Regions from separate parts of the Mus musculus genome. Here all the other regions are linked to region 1. A link is a loop called in an ENCODE intact Hi-C map of the cell type or tissue named here. Cell type or tissue: heart. All regions are shown on one strand. Region 1 holds the start of Gm52310. Region 2 overlaps Zdhhc14 (zinc finger, DHHC domain containing 14). Region 3 overlaps Zdhhc14 (zinc finger, DHHC domain containing 14). Region 4 holds the start of Snx9 (sorting nexin 9). Region 5 overlaps Zdhhc14 (zinc finger, DHHC domain containing 14).

The links. Hi-C counts contacts between places; a loop is a spot of excess contacts. Peaks named below come from ENCODE experiments on the same cell type or tissue, not always from the same donor. Only the 100,000 strongest peaks of a DNase experiment are listed, where the experiment ranks them.
Region 2: it touches region 1 in a loop (2.0-fold over the local background); 3 of 42 quality-filtered maps call a loop at or near these places.
Region 3: it touches region 1 in a loop (2.0-fold over the local background); 4 of 42 quality-filtered maps call a loop at or near these places.
Region 4: it touches region 1 in a loop (4-fold over the local background); 2 of 42 quality-filtered maps call a loop at or near these places.
Region 5: it touches region 1 in a loop (1.9-fold over the local background); 2 of 42 quality-filtered maps call a loop at or near these places.

What each region holds. Positions count from the first base shown.
Region 1 is chr17:5,491,115-5,496,114 of GRCm38, forward strand. Gm52310 reads right to left here and starts at 2,112. Exons shown (of 2, transcript XM_030250193.1): 1 at 1,861-2,112; 2 at 1-1,638. The coding sequence starts at 2,112. The coding sequence ends at 835. Zdhhc14 (zinc finger, DHHC domain containing 14) reads left to right here and starts at 1,486. Exons shown (of 9, transcript NM_146073.3): 1 at 1,486-2,577. The coding sequence starts at 2,333. In heart, CTCF peaks have their summits at 577 and 2,368; DNase peaks (open chromatin) are centred at 427, 1,447 and 2,417; H3K4me3 peaks cover 3,681 bases; H3K27ac peaks cover 2,743 bases; H3K27me3 peaks cover 1,969 bases.
Region 2 is chr17:5,612,911-5,617,910 of GRCm38, forward strand. All of the region lies in intron 1 of Zdhhc14 (zinc finger, DHHC domain containing 14), which reads left to right. Among named protein-coding and RNA genes, the nearest start is that of Gm52305, 88 kb to the left of the region's middle. In heart, no CTCF peak of the experiment used is centred here; a DNase peak (open chromatin) is centred at 2,311.
Region 3 is chr17:5,605,227-5,610,226 of GRCm38, forward strand. All of the region lies in intron 1 of Zdhhc14 (zinc finger, DHHC domain containing 14), which reads left to right. Among named protein-coding and RNA genes, the nearest start is that of Gm52305, 80 kb to the left of the region's middle. In heart, no CTCF peak of the experiment used is centred here; no DNase peak of the experiment used is centred here.
Region 4 is chr17:5,839,402-5,844,401 of GRCm38, forward strand. Snx9 (sorting nexin 9) reads left to right here and starts at 1,923. Exons shown (of 18, transcript NM_025664.6): 1 at 1,923-2,145. The coding sequence starts at 2,134. In heart, no CTCF peak of the experiment used is centred here; DNase peaks (open chromatin) are centred at 1,880 and 2,360; H3K4me3 peaks cover 3,123 bases; H3K27ac peaks cover 3,023 bases.
Region 5 is chr17:5,593,710-5,598,709 of GRCm38, forward strand. All of the region lies in intron 1 of Zdhhc14 (zinc finger, DHHC domain containing 14), which reads left to right. Among named protein-coding and RNA genes, the nearest start is that of Gm52305, 69 kb to the left of the region's middle. In heart, no CTCF peak of the experiment used is centred here; a DNase peak (open chromatin) is centred at 2,972; H3K27ac peaks cover 802 bases.

The DNA of each region.
Region 1 (5,000 bases):
CCCTGTCCCATCTAATTACCATTTCTATCGCCCCCATTTCCTAGCTGGTTACATCCTTTTTCTCTTTTGGCTAGCCAAGCTTATCTATCTTTGACACTGAGCACTGAGGCGTGCTCTGTAAGGGAAAGACAGAGCTCTGGGTTCAGTGCCATTTCTATCACTGGGCAGCTCTGTAGTGTTGGGCAAGCAGTTCTTTGAGCTTGGTACAATAGTGCATCGCAGGGTTGTGGTGAGGATTACACAGAACGCAGGCAGTGTGCAAATATCCACCCGGCACAGAGAAAGCATCTTTTCCAAAGCTGTCTTTGTGGCTCTCCAAACGCTGAGTACTACAAAGCCCAGTACCTTGCTTCCCCGCCTTCGTCGCAGGGGTTGCAGGGACTTGTAGTTTTAGATCCTCAAGTCACGTTTCCTCCCTGAGTTGGACAGCGAGAGAAGGAACTACACATCCCAGCGGGCTCTGAAAAGAAAGTAGGGCTCAGAAAACCGAGCGCCCGTGCCGGGTGTCCTTTTGCGCTGGGTTACCCTAGTGCAAACGCCAGTTAGCGCTTCTACCGGGCCCCGAAGCCCAGGGGCGCAGCAGCGCTTAGGCTGCTGGGGCTCTCTGGCGCCGGCCTTGCGCCCGTTTGTATACCCAACTGTCAAACTGGGATGTAAAGAAAGGCGCACTCCAAGCATTCGCTAGATGTGCGGTCCCTTTATTGTGCGTGGGCTCCACAGAGGCAAGTAGACAGAAGTAAAATGAGCGAATTGTGAGCACCAGGGGGAAAAAGTAGAGAATGAAAGATGGGGAAGACAGCGACCTTTGCAAACAAAGCCTGCCACTGGGGGTTTTTAATCCAAAAGAGGGGGCAGATCGGTCGCTGCTGGAGCTGACACAGACCGCTCTGCTGTCCCCTGCCCTTCGAGGTCCCGAAGTCTGGCCTGTTTCAGGGGGCTGCTCATCACCCTGTCATCAAGGCACTCCACCCCCATCCTCTCGGCATCGGTAGAGTTTCCCTGGCGTCTCAGCCACGCGTGGCGCTGGGGAGGAAGAGGATGAGCCGAGGGCAGGCCAGGAAAGGTCACTTCTTTGCGTGGCGGGTACTCAGGTCCCCCGTAGTAGCAAGAACGGTTTTTCGACTGGTCATGAGAATGCGAGTGTCCAGAGGTGGCAGCTGAGACCGGGAATAATCCGGTGGAGAACCCCGTAGAGGAACTAAGTCCGCGGGGAGCGCATGGCGCCTCAGCACCGAGGGCAACGACCTGATTTCTCCTAGGGTGAAGGATGTCACCCGGGAGCCAGGAGCCTTCCTCCGGGCGCGCCAGGCCCGCACAGTCCCCGAGCCTTGCGCTCTGGCCCGGGGATACTGGGGCAGGGACCCAAGGGAGCGGGTGCCCAGGCTTCACTGGCAAGGAGGAGGAGCAGGAGGAGGAGCCCGGCTGTGAGGCGCGGGCGTCACCGCCCACCCGGCGGCGAGGAGGCGGACCTGCTCGGAGCGCCGCGCGCGCCGGGGCTGAGCCTTGCAAACAAGTGTCTCTGGCAGTGTCCCCGCGGCCCTCCGGCGGCCCTCGTCGCGCTAGGGTTGTCTTCTCCGGACAGAAGGAACCGAGGAAGCCCCGGGAGCCGCCACCGCTACCGCCGCCACCACCCTCGGCCTTAGCCCCGCGTTAGGGGCCGCGGACTCAGCTCGGCTGCTCGGCTCGTGGATGCGGGGTCGCAGCGCGGGCAGCGCCCCGGCTCCTACAGAGCAGCTCCTGACAGAAGAACGCGCGTGGCTGTCCCCACCCCTGGGAGGGGTTGCCGGTGTCGCGAGCTGCCGCTCAGTTTGCAGCTCTCTCTCCTGGGAGAATCCGTCACCGGGAAAGAGTAGAAACCACCTGGTCGAGGCGCAGAAGTGGCTCCGGAGGGAGCCGGCGTAAGGTCTGCTGCCTCGTGTCCGCTAAGGGCGCGGCGATCCGGGATCCGCCGGCCGGAGCCCAAGCGCAGCCGGGAGCTTGCGGGTGGCGAAGCCAGGCGCACCGCCTTCTGGGTGTCTGCTGAGCGGTTCCCCGCGTCCCGCGGGGTCCTGCAGCCCCGACCCCCCGGCTGGAAGCCACGGAGAACCGCTGCCGAGGACTGCGGACCAACATCGTCCCTCCCGAAAGCGGATTCTGCTATGACAGCTGGGCTCTCCAAGGGGTTAACCTGGGTGTCCTCCGTAAAGTTGTCGCCGAGCCGGGAGCCCGTTTAGGGGTCGCAGCGCCGCGGCTCGGGGGGCGGCCGAGTGGCCGGCGGCGGCCGTGGCTCGGCGGAACCCGCGCGGCCGGGGGGCTTCTGGGGGTGTGCGCCCCCAGCCGGCTGCCCTCGTGGATGCCTCCCGGCGGCGGCGGGCCCATGAAAGACTGCGAGTACAGTCAGATCAGCACCCACAGCTCCTCTCCCATGGAGTCGCCCCACAAGAAGAAGAAAATCGCGGCCCGGAGGAAATGGGAGGTGTTCCCAGGAAGAAACAAGTTCTTTTGCAACGGGAGGATCATGATGGCCCGGCAGACCGGCGTCTTCTACCTGACTCTCATTCTCATCCTGGTCACTAGTGGACTCTTCTTCGCCTTCGAGTAAGTGGCGGCTTCCAGATGCCGTGCTCCCCCACTCCTCCTGCCCCTACTTTGGCGACTTTCGTTTTCTGGTGTATATTGTTATATAATGTCAGCCTGCTTTCCCTTTATGGGACTTTTCAGCCCCCTGGAATAATGCCTTCTTGGGGCTGAATCCTGGGAGTAAGGAAAAGGAGAGAGGGGCGCTTGTAAGGTGTGCCAGGTCACTGGCTCCAGAGCATTGGCTAGAACCAAGCAGGTGGACTCTGAGTTTGGAACTAGCACACCAGCCCAGGTGCAGCCTTCTGGGGTGGAGTGGAGAATTCTAAGAGAGAGACTTGACTTAGTCCTTATCCCCGCCCCTGTGACCTCCCATCTCACCCCTGCTAAGGAAGTTCGAGGCATCTTTTTAAACCGAGTTGGCTGAATCTTAGTTATTTTAGGTTGAAAGTGTTGATTACCTACAGTGTCCTGCATGGGTTATTTCCTGTTTCATTTCCTTGTACCCCTGATTAACAGTCTTACCAAGGGTGGAGTGTACCTTCTTTCAAAGAAGTTTCCCCAGGAAATATCCACAGTTGATCATTTGGGAATATTTCGGAGAGAGATGTAAGGCCTGGAGAGGAAAACCAGACACCACGTGGCTCCTTCTGATTCCAGAAACAACCCTTTGGGGCTCTATCCTGGGGGCTGCGGGGGTGGGGGACGACCACTACATGGAAGTCTTTAGGAAAATCAAATAGATCATAGCAACAATCCTTCTGCCTGCTGAAGACAGGTCCTCCTTACTAGTAGCCCATAGGTAGAGTTTAGCCACAATCCAGATCAAATGCTCAGATTGAGTTCAGCCATCTGCAGCTTCTCCCCCCCCCCAATTCTGTGCCCAACAAAAATTAAAGTCTCTATTCAAACTTTTCAAAAGGAGTACGTTTATGGGCAGAATCTCTTTGAGCTGCCCATATTCCATCTGTTAACGGCATTGTATGTGTTTTCAGTCCTTGAGGCAGCGTCTGGCTAGGGTTATCTAAAACCTACTATGTTTGTTCAGTTTTGTCTTTAACAAGTACTGGGCTCTGATTTTGACACCCACACCCCTCTCCGATTTTCTTCTTGACCCTCTTACAGACCGTACCCCTCCGTTTTTGACTCTGGATTGCTCCGGTGTCTCATAAGTTACCCTTTGTGGGTGTTTGAGACTAAATTGGTGGCATCTGTTGGGGGACCCATGGGCTGGAGGGAAGGGATATGGGATGCATGTAGAATGCCAAAGAGGCATAACCTGTGAGGCTCCTGTTGTTTCTGTGTCCCCAGCCAGGCTGCCAGCTGAGTGGACCCGTGGAACCTGGAGGAGGGGGGACAGGGGGTTCGGATGTCCTTGCGTTTGACTTGAGAACCAACACCCAGGTGGGAGTAGAGGTGCCACATGTCTAACGGAAGTGCCATCCCCTCTGCGGTGGCTTTAGTTGCAGGCGGCTTCAGCCTGGAGAGTTGTCTCTGCTTCAACTGTCACAAAATGCTTGGAGCAGATTTGTATTGACAATTTAACTCTCTTTAGCGGTTCTAAGAGTAGAGAAAAATCAGGTAGTCGGCACGATCTGGTGATACAGAGCTTCTGTTGCTAGTGTCTTGCATGTAGCGTGGTGAATATGTCACTCTTGATGTGTATCCAAATCGTCACTATGTGGTGCGGCTACCCCACTGCCACCCCCATTATTATGTTCTTTTGTTTTCCAGTTCAAATATCACTTCTAACCAAGTCATCATAAATTTGTTTTTACTTCTCAGTCTCTCTCTGTATGTCCTTTTCCAAGAGTTCCCCAAAGCCTTCACTTGCAGCTTATTAAAGACCGCTTGCTGCACCAGTACTGTGCTAGTGGACGACTGTAGGAATAACCATGGGCACCGGGGTTTTATTAGATCCTATTTGCAGCATCGTTATTATGTCTGCTCTGTGGGAGTCAGGGTGTGTACGTGCGAGCATGCTCTCTCTCCACCACCTTAGCTTCAGCATGGCAGTTTGAAGTTTCAAGAAAGCAGGAGGCTCATCCTACTGTTCCTGCTTCAGTGGAGAAGCATCATAGGGTTCACTCAAACCTCAGGCATTAGAGTTTGGTAAGACATGACTGATGACAAGTCACTGTATTCCGTGACTGTATTCTATGGCTTTGTCCTGGGTACTGACGTCGTTGTAAGTTTTTAATCACAGCTACTGACAGAATGAAGTCAAATTACTCTAATCAAGTTAATTTGCCGGAGACTCGAAACCCAGGTCATCACACGCATAGGAGATGCCGATATTGTCTACTCCTGTCTGTCTTCCGGTCATTCTTTAGTTACTGAAGTTCCCTATTTGATTGTTTAGTTTTGAGTGTTGGTAGCTTTTCATGTGAACAGATCTGTTAGGCTTGTCATCGGGATCAAACACCCTAAAAAACAACCAAAAG
Region 2 (5,000 bases), 120 kb after region 1:
AGCCCATACAACATAAATGATGTGTGTGGGGGGAAATCTATTAACCTTAGGAGATTCATATGCTGAGGAAAGATACTTTTACTTGGGTCCCTGGGGAAATGTTATTGTGAGCGCTCATTTGTATTGAAAGGAAACCGCCCCCCGAATGTTGGGAAGGGACACTTCTGAACTCTCGGGAAACACTGTACTATCTTAGATCCAATGTAAATGGAGGCACTGATCATTGTTACCTAGAAGAGGAGATTCATCCTTTTTGTTTTATCAGAACAGCACATGAGAGTTGGCGAGCCCTGGGGTAAGGCACTGAATGGCAAACCGGGATTCTTGAGTTCAGTTCCCAGGATCCACGTGGTGGGAGGGAAGAACCAATTCCTGCAGGCTGTCCTCTGGCTGCAGGCTGTCCTCTGGCTGCCTCACATGCTGTGGGGGCAAGTCTACACACACACACACACACACACACACACAGCACATATGCACACGCGGGCAGACACACACACTAAATAAATAAGTGCACTAAAAATGTAGAAGATGTCATATAAGCAGAGTTTTTAAATGGATTGTTTAAAAGGACTCACAGCCCAGATGGCGGTCTGTCCTTGGCCCCGCTCCCGCTCTTACACATTCTCCATCCTTTGGGGCTAACCTCCACACTTCTGACTAATCCAAAGGAACTTTTCCTTGTGTTCATCCTTGAGAACTTGATCTTTCTACTTCTCATTTTCTCACGACCCTCTTTCCCTTTTCCACTAATAAGAAATAGTGGCATCTTTGACTAAATTCCTATTCATTTAAAAGCATCTTTACCGCGTGAGTATCGTCTGCCCGCCAGTGTTTACCTTTCAGAAATAGTGTGATCTCTGTCAGACATCACACTATTTCTTGGTAAAAATGTCTTGTGTTTGCGGTTATGCTTTTATTTTGGCTTTCCTACATATCTATGTTGCTGGTTTATGTACGTAGACATGTGTGCTCCACTTCGAGCCTTTTGCCTCATTTTTAGCTGGCCTGGAACGCTGCTGCAATCTTGAGAAACTGTTAGCGAAAGTGTTTGCTCACTTCTGTCCTAGCGCCTAGATCCTTGGTTCTCAACCTGTGGGTCTCGACCCCTCCACAGAGTTTGCATCTCAGATATCCTGGATATCAGATATTTACATCGTGATTCATAACAGTAGTGAAATCACAGTTATGAAGTAGCGATGAAAATAATTTTATGGTTGGGGGTCATCACTACACAAGGAACTATTATATTAAAGTGTCACAATGTTAGGGAGATTGAGAACCTCTGGCCTAGTAGAGTCTAGTGCATCTGAGCAGTTTTCTTTCTTGTTTTTGTTGATGCATGCCCCATGAGAGCTTTAGGAAGTGGTTCCTTTTGAGATTATAGGCATCTAAACATGTTTACTTTACTCTTTCACTTGACTGATATTTGAGTTAAGAATAACATTTTAACCAAGCAAAATTATGAAGAAATAATCCTGTTATCTTTTAGCTTCCAGTTTTGCTATTCAGAAGTTCTGGGTCATATGCAGTAAGAGAAAACTGCCCAAACCTAAACTTTTTTATTACTCTATTTTTCTTTCTTCCAAATCCCTCAGACTATTTTCTTTATATCTGGCTTTCTGGGGATTTTATTTTCAATTTATTATTTAGTATGCTTTTGTTCCTTTCTTCACATTTCACTGTTACCAGCCCCCCTTTCCTGCTTCTCCCTCACAGACTCCTGCAAAGAATATTCTAGACTCCCATTCTCAGCTGCCCCTTAAAGCCACCCTGGTGAATTTATCCATCCTGGGAAAACCCTCTTTGACCACATTTTACTAAACTTATCAGCCCTGGCCACATAGTCACTGCATTGTTCCAGAACTTTCTCCCCTTGGCTTCTTTGCTGCTGCTCTTGCAGCGTCTCCTGGCTTAGCCTCTTCTGCTGGCTTTACTTTCTCCACTTGTTTCTTTTGCAGTCTAGAAAGGGCAAGAAAATGCAGTGCTCCAGTGGGCTAAGAGAAAGCTCAGTGAGGTAGAAGAAAGGGCCGGCACAGCGCCCAGCCCCTAGGATCTCGGTCTTTGCAACACCCTGCCTGCCAGTGGCTTTAGCTACCACACCTGGGTTGCTGGGCTCTTTTCTATGCAACAGATAGGTCTGCTTCCTCTTTATCTCTTATTAGGATTAAAAACAATATGCTATTTTGAATCATAATTTGTCTCTGTGACTTGGACATCAAATGATGGGGAACAGCTGACTCCAGCCCCAGCCAAGGCCTCCTGCTTCTAACGCAGAATGGAAGTGGGAAACAGGAAGAGGCCCCACCCTGCTCCAGATGTTCCCCTTGCGATATCCATTTCCGCGATTCATTGTCTATACTCGGTCTGGGTCTGCTCAGAGTGGAGGGTGGGGTGGGTAAGTGGTGGTTAGCGAGGATGGGAGAAAACCATTTATAGAATTGTACTTTCTCTGAGTCTCTGATTCCCACATCTGCTCGTGCCCCTGCTCAGTGCCCCTGGACTCCTCCTCCTCCGTATGCTGTTAGTTTCTGGAAGACCCCTGGGTGCTTGTTAAGTGTAGCGCGCAGCACAGTGTCATAAACAAATGGGCTCTTGGTGATTGATACCTTCGGGGTTGATCCTGTCTGTGACAGCTGGGAGAGGCACCAGCGGCTGGCAGCAGCCTTAATACCTTAGAAATAGATTCTTAGATGAAACAGTCTGGGCTGGGCACTGATGAACTAAAATGGGGGAAAATCCTGCTTTGAAGAAGGTAGCTTCAGGCATTTTCATAAGCTCCTTGTGGGTATTATCTTACTTTTGTTAGGCCGCTTCGGTGGGTCCTTCACTTTCCACCCTGAGAGGGGAAGAAACCTAACAGTAGAGGGTAAGGAAGGAACTTGTGCATGTCCAGGATTTTAGCCGATGGTGTGAGTTGGATGTCCCCTTCCCTGACTTCGGTTGAAATTTAATCGTTACTGTAACTATACTGGGAGGTGACCCTTACAGAGGTGGCCTGGGCACCAAAGCCTCTGCCTTTAGGTATGTGACAATGCCATCATCATGGGATTGGTTTTGGTGTAGTAAGCTCTCCCAGAAGGTCCTTAACAGATGCTCAGTAGACACTATCCAGTGCTTTTAGACATTCCAGCCATTGTGTGAGAAAGATTTCTGTCTACACACAGCTCCCAGCCTCAGGTATTCTGTGATAGTAGCAGGAAACAGACCACTCAAGTCCCACTGACATAGGCACCACAGTCCCTGCTGCTCCAGTGACCTCTTGGCCACCTGGCCTCCCCCACAGTCGTCACCTCTAGTTCTGCTCTCCCGTAGAACTTCTGTGAACCACCCTCCAAAAGTAGAGCCTTGTTCTGTGCCATGCAGACCTGGTACGTGGCAGGGGCTTATAGCTCACATAAGCTCATGGTGCTTCCTTTTGGAAAGGAGAAGAATAATAATATACATTGTTTCTAAAAACTCAATGCATCTGTTGGAGCAGCTCAAAGTATGTTCACTGTTTGGTTCGTGGGATTGGTGCAAATCTAATTTGCACACATGTCAGAGTTCAGGATTTGTGTATATTATGTATTTGGGGAGAGTTGTTTGCTTGTTTTGAAATAGGGTGTCCCTGTAGCTGGACTTTTTGGCTATTTGTAAATTTGTCTTTCTTCAGCCCATCTCAACCCCTTCACTTCTTCCCTTGTAAGCCCCTAACACAAGGTAGGAGAGAAAGAAGAACAGAGGGGGAAGAGGGCAATGAAATCGTTAGACTACTTCCTGCTGATCAGGGGCATCAAGTTCCTTGGGGCAAGTTTGATCTACCCATCAGGATATTCAATTTCTCCCTTTTTTTTGTCTCTGTGCACAAATTGACAAACTGTAGCCAACAACACCCAGCCACCAACTGGCAAACCCTGTTGGGGCCCTAGCATTTATTTATAGACCCTCTGAAGAGTCCCCAGAATCCCAAAAGTCACACACTTGCAGAAGCTATCTGCAGCTGGTAAAAATCACTCCCCTGCTAGAGCACGAGGCAAATCATAGTCAGCTGCTGTGGACACTCTGAAGCAGCCCCATAGCCCACACCTGGCATTAAAATGAAAACACATTCTTATAATAATTTTTGTGTTTTTAGAGAGACCAAAATTCTCACTACAGTGTCCCATTCTGTTTTGTTTGTGTGCCACGCTAGGGATCAGATATTGTAGGCAAACGCTCTATTGACTGAGCTACATCTTCAGCCCGTATTCTTAAAATGTCTTTATTATCCCTTGACACATGTTTCCATTTTATATACAGTTAGCATTTCATTATCAACGGCAAAACAAAAGCAAAAAACAAAACAACAAGTGAATTAAAACCCCAGTGTTTGGGAACTGGGAACAATAGTCATGGTGAAGCAGGCTGTGTCAGCATCGCAGAATAAATAGGTTTGTGGGGCTTCGTTTAATAGCATGGGCGTTCTAAAGAGAAGGGCAGTCAATGCTGTTGCTTAAGGATGCTCGAAGGCAAGGACTCCTGGGAAGGCACCTGCGCCTGGAGCCTTCTGAGCAGCTCACTCTCACCAGGTTGCTCTGCTCCATGAGGTGAGACAGAAGGTGTGAATACACCACTCTCTTAGCACTAGCAGCTTCTGAAAATGCACACTGAAACCCCAGGAGTTGCCATGGCTGTGGCTGTGGGGCATAGAGAAACCTCAGGAGACTGCTAGGTGGCCTTGGTCTGTCACCTGTTACCACAGCCATTGCTGCTCAGCTCCTGGTTCCCTGGCTGCAGTCTGTACCCCATATGTGATTTTGTCACTACCAACAGGTCTCAGGAGTATGGACTGTGGCTCTCTCCTGTTCAGTTTTTGCCCTGTGTCAAAGCTGTCACTACATGTTGTGTATATATTTCCTACCTTCAATGTTCTTCATTAGATGATTATAGTATTATATTATTACATACTGGCTATTACATATTATTCTGCGGTTCTTACTGCTTTTACGTTACCAATCAAGAGAACATTCGCTGTAATTTGA
Region 3 (5,000 bases), 110 kb after region 1:
CACCAGAGCAAAGATGACCCTCTCTGGTGGAACCTGCCCTCTCCAGAGATAAAGAACAACAGGCACTTGAAACGCCTTCCACCCTTTCAAACCGCTTCGGTTTTAAGTGCCGCACATTTTCCAGGAAGACAAGAATAAAGAACTCGCTTCCTTTGGTCACCTTTCGAAACCCTGTCCTTAGCAACCTTTCAAAAATCCACGCAGATGTTCTCTGGTTAGAAATACAGAGTAAATTGCAGCTTCCAGGAAGAGGAAGCCAGTTAACCGAGGGCTCATCGCCAGTGTATTATCCAGTGCATTAGAAGGCTCACAGTTAGTGCAGTTTCTTGCATGGGGCTGCTGTCCCGGATAGTGGTGGTGCAGGGCACAGGGAAAAAGAACAATCAATGGAAATTCGGCTTTCTCTCCTGGAGCTCACACTTCAAATAACTCTCTTACAGAAGCATACAGAGTGCAGGCAGGGCTCCTTTGGACTGCCTGCCTCCTCGCCTTTCATCTGTTCCTCCTCCCACTTCCTCAAAATCTGCTCACGATATTTCCCTCAGCAAACAACAACAACAACAACAACAACAAGTGGTAACAATAATTTGGCATACGTTGTATTATCTCCAAGTTTGCAGAGACGATAATGCTGTTGCTTTGGGTAGTCTGGAAAATTAAAAAGTACAAATTTGAAATAATGAGGTTGGGTCGGAGACATTAATCATTCTTTGTCTCCCTCTGGGGTTAAAAATAAAAAAAAAGGATTCCAGGAATCTGTCTTTTTCAGAAGTAGCTGCAGCTTTGGATTTTTCTTTGTTGCTGTTTTTCTAGGTTACATTTATAGCCTGTGATTAGGTATTCTGTGTTTCAGAGCAATGGAGGCCTGTATCAAACCGCATGAGCCTTTGTTTTGTGTGTTTGGGCACAATTGTTAACTGAGGCTATTCACACTCAGAGAGCCTCTACCCATCAGCTGCCCCCATCCTGAAAGTCAATATTGTTTGGTTTTGGAAAGCACAGGCTGGACTAGCACCAAGTGCAGATTCCCTCGTCCAAGACCTTCAGCTGAGCTTTGTACTGGCCTGTGGAGCTGGTGGCTTTGTCTGTAGCAGGGGCTCGTCTGTTAGGTTTGATTTTACAGTTAGATCGCCATTCTTCCTATATAAGCGGGTGGAAAGTGTGCCCTGCTACCAAGCCTCTGCGTGACAGTCCAGAGTCCCGAGTACTGTTCCTGTGGCCTGAGCCCCGCCTCACGTCACTCAGCCACACTGGAGATTGCCATTTAAAAGGCATCTGGGTTTCTCTCCAAGTGTGTACCTTTTGCTGTTTGTCATCTCTGTGTGAGGGTCTAGAAGGCCCTCATGAGTCATGGTTTTGCTATGCTTGTAAGTTGTATAAGGATTTCTTTTGGTTGAGGGAAAAGAAAACAAAGTCAGATTCACATGGGTATGTAACAAAGAAATGTATTGTTTGCAATATACTAGATACAGGGGTTTAATGTGTCCATTTGGCAGTTCAGTAACATTGTCAAGAACCTGTCTGTCTGTCTGTCTGTCTGTCTGTCTGTCTGTCTGTTCTGCTTTCATACAGACAACTACATTGGGTCTGTATGCTTTCCTTTCATAGCTCCCTAGTGGGGATCTTTACCTAGGGAGGATTTCCCATGGCTCCTTGGGATGCTAAAGAAGGATTCAGATAAGGAAGTAGTCTTCCTTTCACACGAGACACGCGTGATTACCATCTGCATTCCCAAGCAAGACAAGTAGAAGTCCCTTAGCCTACAGGAGCCAGTGTGTGTGTGTGTGTGTGTGTGTGTGTGAAACAAGTGGGAAACTTTATTTAAAGAAGATTGTCTACAGAGCCTAATCAAATACCCTTTCATAACTACTCACAAGGAACTTACTTCAAACTTTAAACACTTCGTCTGATCTAAAGTCTTCATTTTATCAAAAACACAGAAGGGAATATATAAATGGTTTTGCGTAATAACTGGTATTATAGATTAATTTTTTTTAAAAAAAGAGGAAGTCAAAACTAAACAATTTTTTTCTTTCTAACTGAGGCATACTTTTTAAAATCTAGGGGCCACCTTTTGAGTAGAGCTCAACTCCAGGTCCAACAACAGCAGTGTCTTCAACACAGAAGCAAGAGGGAGGGAACCTGGAGTCACCTGGCGCTTCCTGGTGCACTTTCCATCTTCCAAAGCAAGATTTTGGGGCTGCCAAATAGTCTCGATACACAGTGCGGCACAGTGGATTGCCTAAAATTATCAGGAGCCAGGTGGCAGACACTCTAAAGGCACGCAGACATGTGTGGCCTCATTAGCAACAGAGAAAGTGTAAATCAGATGGTGACGACACTCTATGTGACTCCCACTAAATTGGCAAAAGCTAGGAAAGCTGGGTTACCGGGCACCAGCCATGAGCTGTGTGCAGAACAGAGCCTTTCATTCCCTGAGAATGGGATTTGCTGCCGTTGCTTTGGGAAGTGAATTTTGCATTGTTTTATAAAGCAGAGTGTCTGTATGTCTTTTGACTCAACAGTTCTCTTTCTAGTTATATTCTACAGGAATCTTTGCCATTTATTCAAGGGGCATGCTTGAGAATGTTTATGTCAGTATTGCTCACACAGTTAAAAAAAAAGATATTTAAGAACAAGAGAACAAATGAATGCATTGTTTGGTTTGTTATTATAGTGGAATAGTACCACGCCTACATTCAACAACATGCATACACCTCAAAGTTATGTTCCTCAATAAGTAAGTTGCAAAAGGTGACAGACTATAAACAAAACTGGTTGTTTTGTGTGTGGTGTACAAATGTGTATATGTTAATTCATATATGTGCTCATGTATATGTCGTTGCATGTGCATGAATGTGTGTGTGTGTGTGTGTGTGTGTGTGTGTCAGAGGTTAATGTGGGTGCTGGGTATTTGGACTCAGATACTCAAGCTTGCCCAGCAGCTACTTTACTGACCAAACCTTCTCTCCAGCCCCAAAATACCATGTTTATGAAATCCAAAGCCAGCACGTGCAAGCACTGCGTTAGAAGTGGTCAGACTTTCCATGGCTGTAATTAAGTAAACAAGAAGGGTCAACTAAAGGCAGTAAGTTTGGGAGGCTTTAGACTGGAAATGAAGACAGAACATGGTGGAGAAAATATCCTTACCTCCTGGCAGGTGTGAGCATAGAGACAAATAGGAAGGAGCTGGGGACATGTGTACCCTATAGAGGCATGCCTCCAGTTAGGTCCCACCTCCAAATAATGCCATCATATTATGGATTCGTCAAGGGTTTAATCTGATTATGTCAGAGCACTTGGGATCTGTCCAGGTTCCCAAAGCTATCAGGTAACAGCCTAGCATCTCTCCAAACGAACTCTAAGCCTGTGCTCAGATCATAGCAGAGCAGCTGAGACACCTACCCATGAGAAAAAAGGGTGGCTGCTTTGGGGAGTGTGGCTTGAGTTATCCCCAGTGGTGTTGGTCAATGGAATCTAACGTTGGTTTGGTGACAGCATTGCCAGTCATCTTTGGCTGAGCTAGATGTTTCCAAGTTCTTGGCATCTCATTCAAAGAGCTGAAGAAGTACACACCAAAGCAACATGAAAGTACAGGTCAAATGGAGTGTAAAAGATCAGTGGGCTCTGAATAAGGTCTGCTAGAGAGTCCCTGTGATTGCCTAAGAGCTTCCTTCTGTGGGACTAGGAGAAGTTGCTGGGATTATATATGCACAAGTCATTTCCCATGGTGCATCTGATTTTACTCCTATGCACAGGCATCAGGTAATAAAGTTTTCACTGAAAGTTTGTTTTGAGGACACAGCATGCCTAATATCCATGAGCCCTGTGGTGGTTTGAATGTGAGATGAAAGGGTTCCCAGGCTTTCATGCATTTGAATAATTGGTCCCTAGTTGGTAACATTCTGTGGGAAGATGATGGGACTGTTAGGAGATAGACTCTTGTGGAGGAAGTCTGTGGGGAATTGCAAGCTGATCTCCAGTCAAGCTGAGGTCTGAACTCCAATGGTCATAATTCACCTACATGACACGGTTCCTCATGCTCCTGGAACTCTGGCTCCTGCCTAAATTACCATCCCCCCACAGCCCCCCCCCCCTACAAGAGAAGCATGATCAGTAGTCATGTAGGCAATGGCCCAAGCTTCTGACCTTCAGGCTAAACTCCTCCCCAGTTACCTAGCAACAGTAAAGACCATAAAAAGGGGTGTTCAGCCCCAGCTCACCCTCTTACTGCTTACTCTCTTGTCTCCCTCTTACCCCTCACTCTCCTCTCCTCTCTCCTCTCTTACTCTCTTTCTCTCTAGCGCTCTCTCTGTGTGTGTGTGTGTGTGTGTGTGTCCCTCTTTTCTGCCTTCTCTCTTTCCCCCTGCCTTTCTATAATAAAGCTCTTAAACCATAGAGAGTCTCTGCTCTATCAAGGTCCGCTGCACACTCTGGTCAGTGTTGGGAACCTCTTCCCTCATCCCCTATAACCCCGGGGCTTTAGCAAAGTAGCTCTGGGGTCCCCAGGCAGGGCTCCCCCTTGACCACCTCCTGAAGAGTAGGGGGATAGAGGAATGACCACCCAGGGATGAGTGGAAAGGCTAGGTAGCAGCCCTCCCACGCCTGACTGACCAGAGAATAGGTGGAATTCTGGTGAGGTGTGGGTCTTTCCCTCCTCCTCTTCCCCCGGCACCCCCCCTTTTAGTTCCCAACAGAAGTTCATTGCTGGGAGATGACTCTGAGTTTTCATGGTCCAGCTGTAATTCTGCTCATATTGTCTGTCTGTCTGCCTGTCTTTGTGTGCCTGTCTGTCTGTCCCTCCCTCCTTCCCCTTTTCCTTTCCTCCCTCCCTCCCTATATCCCTCCCTCCCTGTAGATGCCTCTGTGCTTCCTGACTGCTATGATAGACTGTAACTGGAATTGAAAGCCGATATAAACCCTTTCTTCCGTGAGTTTCTTTTATTCATAGCATTTCATCATAACAACAGAAGAGTAACTAATAAATACCCCAGGCCAGT
Region 4 (5,000 bases), 350 kb after region 1:
AATCCTCTTAACAAGTACATGGATGTTTTCTTTTGGGGCTTAAAATGCTTTGATAAATATCTTTGCTGACGTGTCCCAGTCTGAATGGAGAATTTGTCCTTAGAAGCTGTTGGTCCTAAGGCTAGGGTTACTTTCAATTTTGATATTACCAAGTCAGTTATTTGAGCCATGATTTATCATTGTAAATAAATAATAACTTTTTCAAAGGGTTAAATAGGATATGGGCTTCCTGTCTAGAATACAGAAAGAAGGGTCTCAATGACTTCCCTGTTCCTGTCAGGAGAAGGACAACAGCCTGGACTGCCCAGATGGCTCAGCTGATAAGGACTCGGCAGCCACTGTCTCAGTTTGACCTCCAGGACCTACGTGGTGGAAGAAGAGAATAGACTCCTATAAGTTGTCCTCTGACTTCACACGTGCTATATGCATGTTCACACTCATAACTTGTATGTGTGTGTTAGGGTTCCTAGTGTGGTGATAAAATAAATCCTATGATAAGCAACTTGGTGAGGAAAGAGTTTATTTTGCTTACGCTCCTGTGTCAGACTCCATCATGGAAAGAAATCAGGGCAGAAACTCAGGTCAGGAACCTGAAGGCAGGAACTGATGCAGAGGCCATGGAGGGCAGCTGCTTACTGGTTTGTCCCCCAGGGCTTGATTAGCCTGCTTTCTTACAGCAACAAGGGCCACCAGCACAGATGTGGGCTGGGCGACATAGCTGGGCCTTCACACACCTTTAATAATCAAGAAAATACACCACAGGCATGACTGAAAGTCAATCTGGTGTTTTTTGTTTTTGTTTTCCCCTAGATGAGGTCCCCTACTTCTAACATGACTCTAGCCTTTGTCAAGTAGACATGACACTAGCTAGCAGTAACACACACACAGACACAAGAATATTTCCATGCCTGACTATAGCATTGATACACACAAACATCCACAGAAAACTCTGAATTACCACTTAAACACTATTTTTGGCTGTAACTTGCAAATTCTCTGGTCAGTAAAAAAAAACATTTTTTTTTCCCCAGTGCTGGGGTGCAAACACCTATGTGTCATTCTTTCTACCACCCCCAGTCCTAGAAGCTACAAATTTGACAGTAAAATTAAATATCAACTTCCTGGGATAAGAGAGTCGATTTTATTTGTCTAGAAGATGCATCCTTATTATAAACAACTGCATTAAACTATTGCACTGATTAAGGTAAATCTTCCAGTCTCATCTTTTGTGAAAGTCTCATCGATCAATTCAAACCATTCGTTTATTAATAAAACCCATACAGATCCAACTGCAGACAAACTACTCTCAATCAAAGATGTTATAATTCGGGCTTCTCTTTTAACTTAAGGAAACCTGTTGCGCCCTCAAACTTCTTGAGGCATTTTTAAACAATCCAAAGGGCAGAATTGGGTCATCTCAGGTGGAGTCCCCAAGCGTCCAGGCCCAGAAGCCCAGGCCAGATCACAGCCTCCGAGAAATCCCATGCAGCCTAGATGCAGGAAGCCATTGCTCGCCCTGGGCTGGCTTGTCCGTGTGGCGCTCGCAGTAGTCACCCCCAAGCACCCCGATCCCTCAGCAAGCCCCGCCGTGGGCCCGGGATCCCAGGCGGGTGGCTCCCGTCAGTTCCCGGGGATCACCGTTCTCCGGCTCGCAGAGAGCCGGGCCTGAGGCACAGCCCCCCTCGGCGCCGCGCCCAGCGAACGGCTCGGCGGCGGCGGCGACCAGGCCGCGACCCCGACGCCCGTCCGACCCCGCAGCCGCCGCTCCAGCCAGGGCCCTGCGCTCGGAGCCGCGGGCGGCGGGGTCGGGGCGGAGGCCGGGGCGGGCGAGGAGGCCGGGCTGCGGCCGAGGCCCCAGGCGCGCTTCCGCCGCGCACGCCGCGGTCCATGGGAGGCTTGGCCGGCGGGGGCGGGGGCCGCGCAGCCGGGACTTTCAGGAACTGCAGGCGCGGGCGGCGGCGGGAGTCGCCGAGCCGCGGGGGCCGGAGCGCCGAGAGCAGGACTGAGGCGGAGCCGCCGCGCCGGGCCGCAGCCACCGAACCGCAGACGGAGTCGACCTCCCCGCCCGCTTAGGGCCGAAGCTCCGCAGCACGGGAGACCAGCCGGCCCGCCGGGGCCGGGGAACCGCCCGCCATGGCCACCAAGGTGAGGGGCGCGCGGCGCAGGCCGGACCGGCCGTTCGGCTCCGCGGCGCCGTGGCGAGGCCGAAGCGCCCCGACGCGTCGCTCGCGAGCTCCCCCCACCCCTCACCCCGCGACCTCGGGCACCAGAGCGGGGTCACGCCGAGCGCTGGGGTCCGCTCCCCCTGGGCGGCGGCGGCTCCGCAAAGTTTGCACCTGAGCGGAGACGGGCGCCCCGGCACGCGGAGTTCCCGTAGCCCCGGAGCAGCGCGCGGGCCACTCGGACGCTGCCGCTCCGCACTGAGCCTGGCGCCTGCCTCCTTCCTCCGTACGGCAGCCCGGCGCTCGAGCCGGGCGGGGAGGACGCTGCAGCCTCCGGGAGTCACGCTCCCTCCGCGTCCACTGCCTTCCAGGCTCTCATTTTTTCCTTTTGGTTTTGGCTGGCTTTTTCTGTTTGAATGGGACGTTTTCGGAGCGAATAAAGTATCAAGAGGGAAATGACTGTGCTTTTAGATTACGTGTTTGCCGGCAGAAAAAAAAGAAAAAGAAAGAAAGAAAACATAAAAGGCCCAGGCCCCAACTGCTTAGTGGAACTTTGGTTCCTGCTTGGTAAATGGCCAGGAATCTTGGTTTGCTTATTTTTTTGTTATTGTTTGTGAAATTAGCAGTCCGTTTTTGCTATCTGAGTCTGCAAAAACAAAACAACAACAACAAAAATTAGTTTCTCCTGTTCCTTTTTCTTGTGCGGTTTCAGTAGTCACTTGGGAATGAAATAGCCACCGGGAAAAGCCTAAGCCTTGGAAGTGAGGACCTGGGGTGGGAGGCACCATAGGTGAACCTCTGATAGACCTGCGATGTGCGGGTAGCAGACAGACTGGTACTCGGAGCTTTGATTATGTCACCTTTACAAACAGCGTGCCTTTTCCAGATTTATTTTTGACACGTCTAAGCTACTTCTGGCTTGATGAAAACTTTTTTTTTTTTTTAAAGATGGGTGTTTATAGAAGGTATAGGAAAGTGTTAAGGAATTTGGAAGGTCAGAAGTGCCTGATTTCATTTAGTCTGTTGAAGTTGGGGCCCAGAAAAATTCATTTTCTCTGTCCTGACTCTGTCTAGGTGTAGTGTTTATATGTAAATGAAGCTTCTTCAGAAACCTACTGCTACTGTTGAAATAATTGCCTTGTTAGTAGTATATCTGAGCAGTTGTTGCTTGGTTTTCCTAGATATAAGACAACTACCTACCTTTCAATATACTTATATTGTGACAAACTTTGTTGGAGATGAAACCTAATTTAAGCAGAGGATTTTTGAGGTTTGTTGCCTAGACATTTCAGAAATTGAAAATTCAATTACAGAGTTATCTTGCAACATTGACAATGATTTGTGACATAGACCCTATTCTGTAATATTTGTACTGATCTGAGGCATGCATGCCTACTTCAGCTTAGCAAGTAATGCATATATCCAAGCAGAGGAAAAAGTTTTATTTGATGGTGGCGAAGCCTTATGTTTCCAGTGAAAAAGCACGGCTGTCCTTGGGCTGAAATTGAGGTGCCTGTGACCCCTCTGCACACTGCCTCACTACCTGTGTAAGCACTTCCTACTTGTTATCTGCTTCTGAAGGCAAATTCCAGCTCTCCTGGCTGCCTGTTGGTGCCCTTCCCTAGTTTGTAATCACAGTTCCAAGAGGCCGCATCCCCAGGTGGACCAGAGGACAAACCACTGCCCTCTGAAGAAAGGGGCTGGTTGGGAAAGCCTCGTTAAAGGGAACTCCTCTGCGCTTTTCTCCGTTTGTGTGTCAAAGCAAAGCTCATTTTTGAGTTGGTCCCTGAAAGACACACCTCTTCCCTTCCCCACAGCTGAAGAGTTGGAGTTCTTCCCTTCCTTGAACCCTGTAGGTGGTCAGGTGTACTTAGCAAGGACTGATGATGGACTCAATGACGTTTAAGCCCAAGTAGTGCCCAGGCTTTTGCTATAAGAGCTAAGTGTTGGGAAATGAATGCATCACGTGGACAGCTGGTAGGGTTGGGATTGCCTTAGTGCTTATGGGAAAATGGCTTTAATTCTCCCATACACAGTTTTAGTCTAAGTCGTTCTTACAATATTTTCTTGAATATACACTTATCTCTGAAGTCACATGATTATTTTGAAAAATATTTATTTTATGTGTATGGGTGTTTTGTTCCAAGAAGAGGGATCTGGATTCCCTGGAACTGGAGTCAACTGACCGTCGTAAGTAGTCACGTGGATTCTAGGAACCAAATCCTGTTCCTCTGCAAGAGCAGTGGTGCTCCGTAACCACTGGGCCATCTCGCTAGCCCTGAATTCTCATGACTTTTAAGAGCTTTTGGTAGAGTCATAATAGAAAAAAAAATTGTGTAGAGCTTTAATTGGGCAGATCTTCATTGCTAAAGACAATTCGTCAGTAACTATATGCTTTAAAGGGATCATCTGGGTTTCGTTTCTAATCTTTCCTCAGTAGACTGCTGAGCTCTGCTTAAGTTCGCACACAGCTTAGAGTCCAGTCATGTCTTATTTAGCAAACAGGGCTACAGGCCTTGAGAGTGTCTCAGTCTTGACCTGTGTTAGATGCTTCTTAACATTATTCTCTGACGTAATCCTGAAGTGAATTTGAGTAAATGAGTTTTATCTAAAGGATCAGGCCTTGAGAATTGTTTGTATATATAAAAATGAGCATAAAATAATTCATGGCAGTTGATCTATCTCTATATGGTTAGCTGTAAGTTCCAAACCAGGATTAACATTTGCTAATTGATATGGAGGATCCTTTTGCTATTACATGGTCACTTTATAGCAGTAGTAAAGATCGTGGGGTGCTAATCCCTCCCTTCCAGCTTCCCCTTCCATATATAGTATCTG
Region 5 (5,000 bases), 100 kb after region 1:
ACTAACCAGTATGTAGTGTGAGTGTCAATCTCAGAAATCAATATACTGATTAGAACATATATGTTATCTACATGTATATCTACATGAATCATGCATGTCTACATGAAACATGCATGTCTACATGAAACACCTGCTAGTTTTCTCTTGTTGTCCTTTAGAATGATTTGAAATAAACATGTTTAATTGAAATATATCTGGGACTCTAGGGGCCCATGGCTGAGTTAGGCACATGAGGTCTGTGGGGCTTGGTCTCCTGGACAAGCTATTTGGAATCGGCATCAAGGGACGCACCCATCGCCTACTCAGAGAGAAGACATGAGGATGAAGCCCTGGGATGAGGGGCAGAGGGCACAGACAGAAGCACAGACAGGGCAGAGGAGAACAGAGAGGCGCCATTGGTGAATGCTGACAGGAGTAGGCCCTATAGAAACTTTTATTCAAACCTTAATAATGTTGCATGTTAAGTACCCCTGTTTTATAGATGAAAAAAAGTGGGTATCAGGATTGGGGGGGAAGAGAGAGAGGGACAGAGAGACAGAGAGAGGGAGGGGTGAGGGGTGAGCAGGCTAGGGATATGAACAGGCCCTGAGAGTCATGGTCATCACCTCTGTTGCTATATTTCATACCAAGCCAGAACACCTCCTATTGCTCCACTTGACAGGGACCCCCATTGTCACCTTGCCATACACTGCCACCAAGCAAAAGACATATGCATTAGTGGAAGGGGAGATATGTTGAGTGGGTCCAGGTTTGTAATGCTCAAACCACACTCTTGTCTCTCATCTTGTTTTCTTGAGACCAGGTCCTAAGAAGCTCAGGGCAACTTTGAACTCTGTAGCTAAGGTAACCATGAGTCCCTGATCCTCCTACCTCTCGATCCCCAGTGCTGGCATTCTAGGAACGTACTACCTGGCTCTGCCGCCTTCTTTTCTGGGTGGGTTTTTAATCTTCTGTTGAAAACAGAGTATGAGTTCTGAGCATTGCCTGGGTTCTTCTTAGAGTCCAGGGTAGGAACTGGATTCACTCCGCTCCCCACAGCCTCTAGCATAAAGCTTGGTGTATAATGGGTAGTCAATAAATAGTTACGGGTTGATTGATTGGCTAAGTCAGTGTTCCTGGGAGTGGAAAGAAAGGAGTTGACAGCTCGTGGTGGAGAAGCTGCAGTAGCTATGGATGGAGTTCGTTTGTAAAGAGTGCCTCTTTTCTTTCTTTTTTTAAGTCAACATCTGGGAATGAGCTGAACGTGAATGTCTATATTAAACTTTACTCTGTTAAATTCAGATGTCAGAGGCTCAAGTGGGATGCTTTGATGGACAAGCCCCTGGACCTCCAGCTTCTGCTTGGCTCAAGACATTCACGTTCAGCTCATTCCCAGAGGTGCTTTATTGACAAAAGGCCTCCGTTGTCATCTGCATAAACAGCTCTGGCTCTCTAAACTGGCGGCTGAGCGGGAATTGGAGCGGTGCTGGGTAGACAGGTGTGATCATAATAGCAGAGCCCGTAAGTGGTTGGGCAGCTTCATAGTTAATCCTGAGGATTAACTACTTTGATTATTGGATTAGCTCTTGTGGTGATTGGCCCCTTCAGGCATGCTAAGAGCTTACCTACTCAGAAATGAAGCATCTGTCTGGGGGTTCTCCACCACAGTGGATTCCCAGGAGCCAGAGCTCACTGCACTGTGGGACCCTGGTCTCCTTCACTGTCAAACCAGTGCCAGAGTTGATGTTGTGCCAGCCCAACCTGTACTTTATTTATTCCATATATTTATTCCACTGTCGGTAAATTAGTGTCTGAATTGACCACCAGAACCTTTTTCCTGAATGTGCCACGGCAGCTAGATGATGGTATGTGTGTGTGCTGCGTGTCTGTGTGTGCCTGCAGGTGGGAGTCAAAAGACAACCCAAGTCAGTCTTTGCTATCCTTATTTGAAACATGGTCTCTCGTTTACAAAACTTCGTTTACACTGAAGTTTGCCACTGTGTTGGTTAGAGTTAGGGTTAGGGTTAGGGGTTAGGGTTGGGAGTTAGGGTTGGGGTTAGGGGTTAGCTGTTTGGGTTAGCCTCTAAAGAGGCTCCTGTCTCTGCCTCCCATCTTACCATAGGAGCACTGAGATCTTAAACCCGAGGCATCTGGTTTTACATGGATTCCAGGAATCTAAGCTGAGGCTCTACACTTGTTTAGCAAGCCCTTCACCCATGAGTCCATCTTTCTAGCACAAGCCTTTCAATATTAACCCCACTGTCATGTCCCTGCAGAGAAGCACTGAGGGCCCCTCCCAGTCTTATGCTGCCTCTGTAGCTGAGTTTGACCCCTGCCATCCCTTATTTCTCAGACTATGATGCTATTCCTTGCCTCTGAGCTTTTGACCACCAGTTGTCCTGCATGATCTCCTTCCTGGGGGTGAGAGAGGAGAAGGGGAGTGAGTGCTGAGTGGGAGCCCTATGCCCCTTCCTTTCCTGTGTGTGTTGCCCAGTGTCCAACACAGTGACCAGCACATAGCTGGATGAGCAAGTGAATGAATGAGTCTGAGAAAGATTAAAACACTTGCCCTTGTCACCTGAAGATAGGTGGCTTTTGACCCTTCACAGCCTCAAGCACTTGCACTGGGATAGGAATCAGAGGACCCAGGTTTGTGTTTGTCCCTTATGTGTGGTCTACAAATGTCCCCCTACCCTACACTTTCCTTTCTTTCCTCTCTCATGGTCTCCACTTAACCATTTTTTTGGAATATGGAGACGTCCTAATGGAAGTGTTTGTTTTCTTAAGTCACCCTCCTGATGTGTGACTGTGCCTTGCTTTGGAGAATCTGCCCTCTGTCTGGACTGTCTGCATACTGTGCCCTATCAAGGTTATGGGCTAAATTAGCCCTCCCAGCTGTGCTTCGGTTTCTACCCATTCCTGTCCTGCTCTGCTCTCTGCTCTCCTCCCCGAGCTCAGAGCAGCTGCAGGAGAGGGGAGGAAGGCCAGCCTCACTGGCCTCTGCCCTTCCTTCCTCTTCCATAGAAGCTGCAGGAGACAGATGCCGACAGACAGTGAGGCTGTACAGAAGCTGACCAGCAGGCTGGGAGTGGAGTCCCAAGGTGATAGAAACCACAGGCCAGGGTACTGTGACCCCCATGGTGGTATAATCCACAGACAGAAAAACCTCAGTGACCACAAGGGCCAGAAAGGGCAGCTTGATTCCTGGGAGTTCCAGCTTAGACTCTGGGGATCCGTCGGAAGAGAGAAGAGGAGAGGCTGGTTAACCTAGGAAGCTCTGCAGAGCCGTGCAGATGAGCTGCCCCAGTACCTTTCTGACACCGTCCCATCCTTACAGCCGGTTGTTTGAACCATCCCTGGAGCAAAAACACACGCGCGCACATAAAGGATACAGATTCCCTGAGAAATGAGCCAACCGTATGACAACCCTAGCCAAGCTGAGAGGGATGATCCAGGAAGGTTTGAACTGTGAACAGGGATGCTGAGCCCAGAGAACTTGCCTTCCAACTTCATGATGCTGGCCCGTGGGCTGCAGGAAGTTGGAAGTAAGAAGCCATTGCTGAGAAGCAGGCACCCGGCATCTACCCATGCCGGGCCTGCCATCTTGATCGGCAGTGGGAGAGCCAAGGCAAATAGAACAGCTCTATCCTGAGGCTGGTGGGGGTTGGGGAAGAGTCCTTGCCTGGTGTATTTGGTCACTTTCCTACCTCAGCTGCTCCTCTTAGTCTATCTCAGGCCTTGGTCCTAATTGCAAGCCATCTATGAGGCCGTGTCCTGATATCAAAGGGCTAGTACCAGTGAGAGCTGGAGTCAAAGAGTAGTTTTTATGTGGCTTCAGAGAGCCCTGTTGATAGGGAAACAAAGTCCCCCTCAGCTCTGTCTCTGAGTGGCCCTACATGGTCTGCTTTCTCACCAAGCCTCAGTTGCTTAAACCATGCTAAGAATGCATTGGACTTGCCGTTCCAAGATCCTTTTAAAAATCCCTGTGTCTCTGAGAAGCTGAGACCTGACTGTATATATAGGTCACCTGCATGTATTTATTGTACAGTGGTGGGCCCTGTGTGCAACACACGGTAGGAACTCAGCCTCTTGAGACTTGTTCCTTCTTAGAGTTTCCTCTGCCTCTCCTCCTCCACTGAAGTCCTGCAGATCTCCGCCATGACTCCACGAGGCAGAGAGGATGCTCTCTGCGTCCAGGACACTGGAATGTTCTATTTCTACCTGAAAGATGAGGAGCCTGAGGTTTAGAGAGGGCAGCCAGGGTGGCAAATAGGCCCTATTCTCCTTCAAAATCCTCGTAAGACACGGAGGGTTGTAGGAGGGGCCATGATTGACTTTCTTTATAGCTCGCATTCCCTTGGAGAACACTCATTCTCGTATAATATTTTTTGTCCAAATGTGGCTCACTTTGTGTCATTAAGGAAGTTTAAACAGAGATAAAAATTTAAGAATCTAATAAATTGAAAAAGAGAAAATGTTAAATCATGCCATACAGGTTTTATGGTCTCCAAGCCATTTCATTTCCTGAGTGCATAGCCTCAGATCCATTTCCTATCCTGAATACATATCCTGCATTTAAATAATGCTAGGGACAGCCAAACCAAGGGTCAAGCGATGGAATGTGTATTGGCAACTTGAAAGTCTCCTCTGACTTATTGTCCACAAAAGAAATCTGTGTTTTTCTACCCCTGGTTTCCCTAGAAATAATGCAATTGAGAATTAGCGTATCAGCATTTCTTTTTAAAAGATATTTTATTATTTTGTGTGTGGTGTGTATGCATGTGTACACATTCGGGGGGAGGGGGGTCTTTCTTCCTCTAGCCCTCTCCACCTTAACTAAGATGAGAGATAAACTCTCTCTCTGAACCTGAGACTTACCAGTTTGGCTTGACTACCAGGCCAGCAAGCATCAGGGACTCTGCCTGTGTCTCTCAGACTGCCCCTCCCAACCCCAGTGCTGGGCTTTCAGAGATCCCTTGAAAGTCAGGCTACTACAGGGGTACTAGGGGCTCTGAATACAG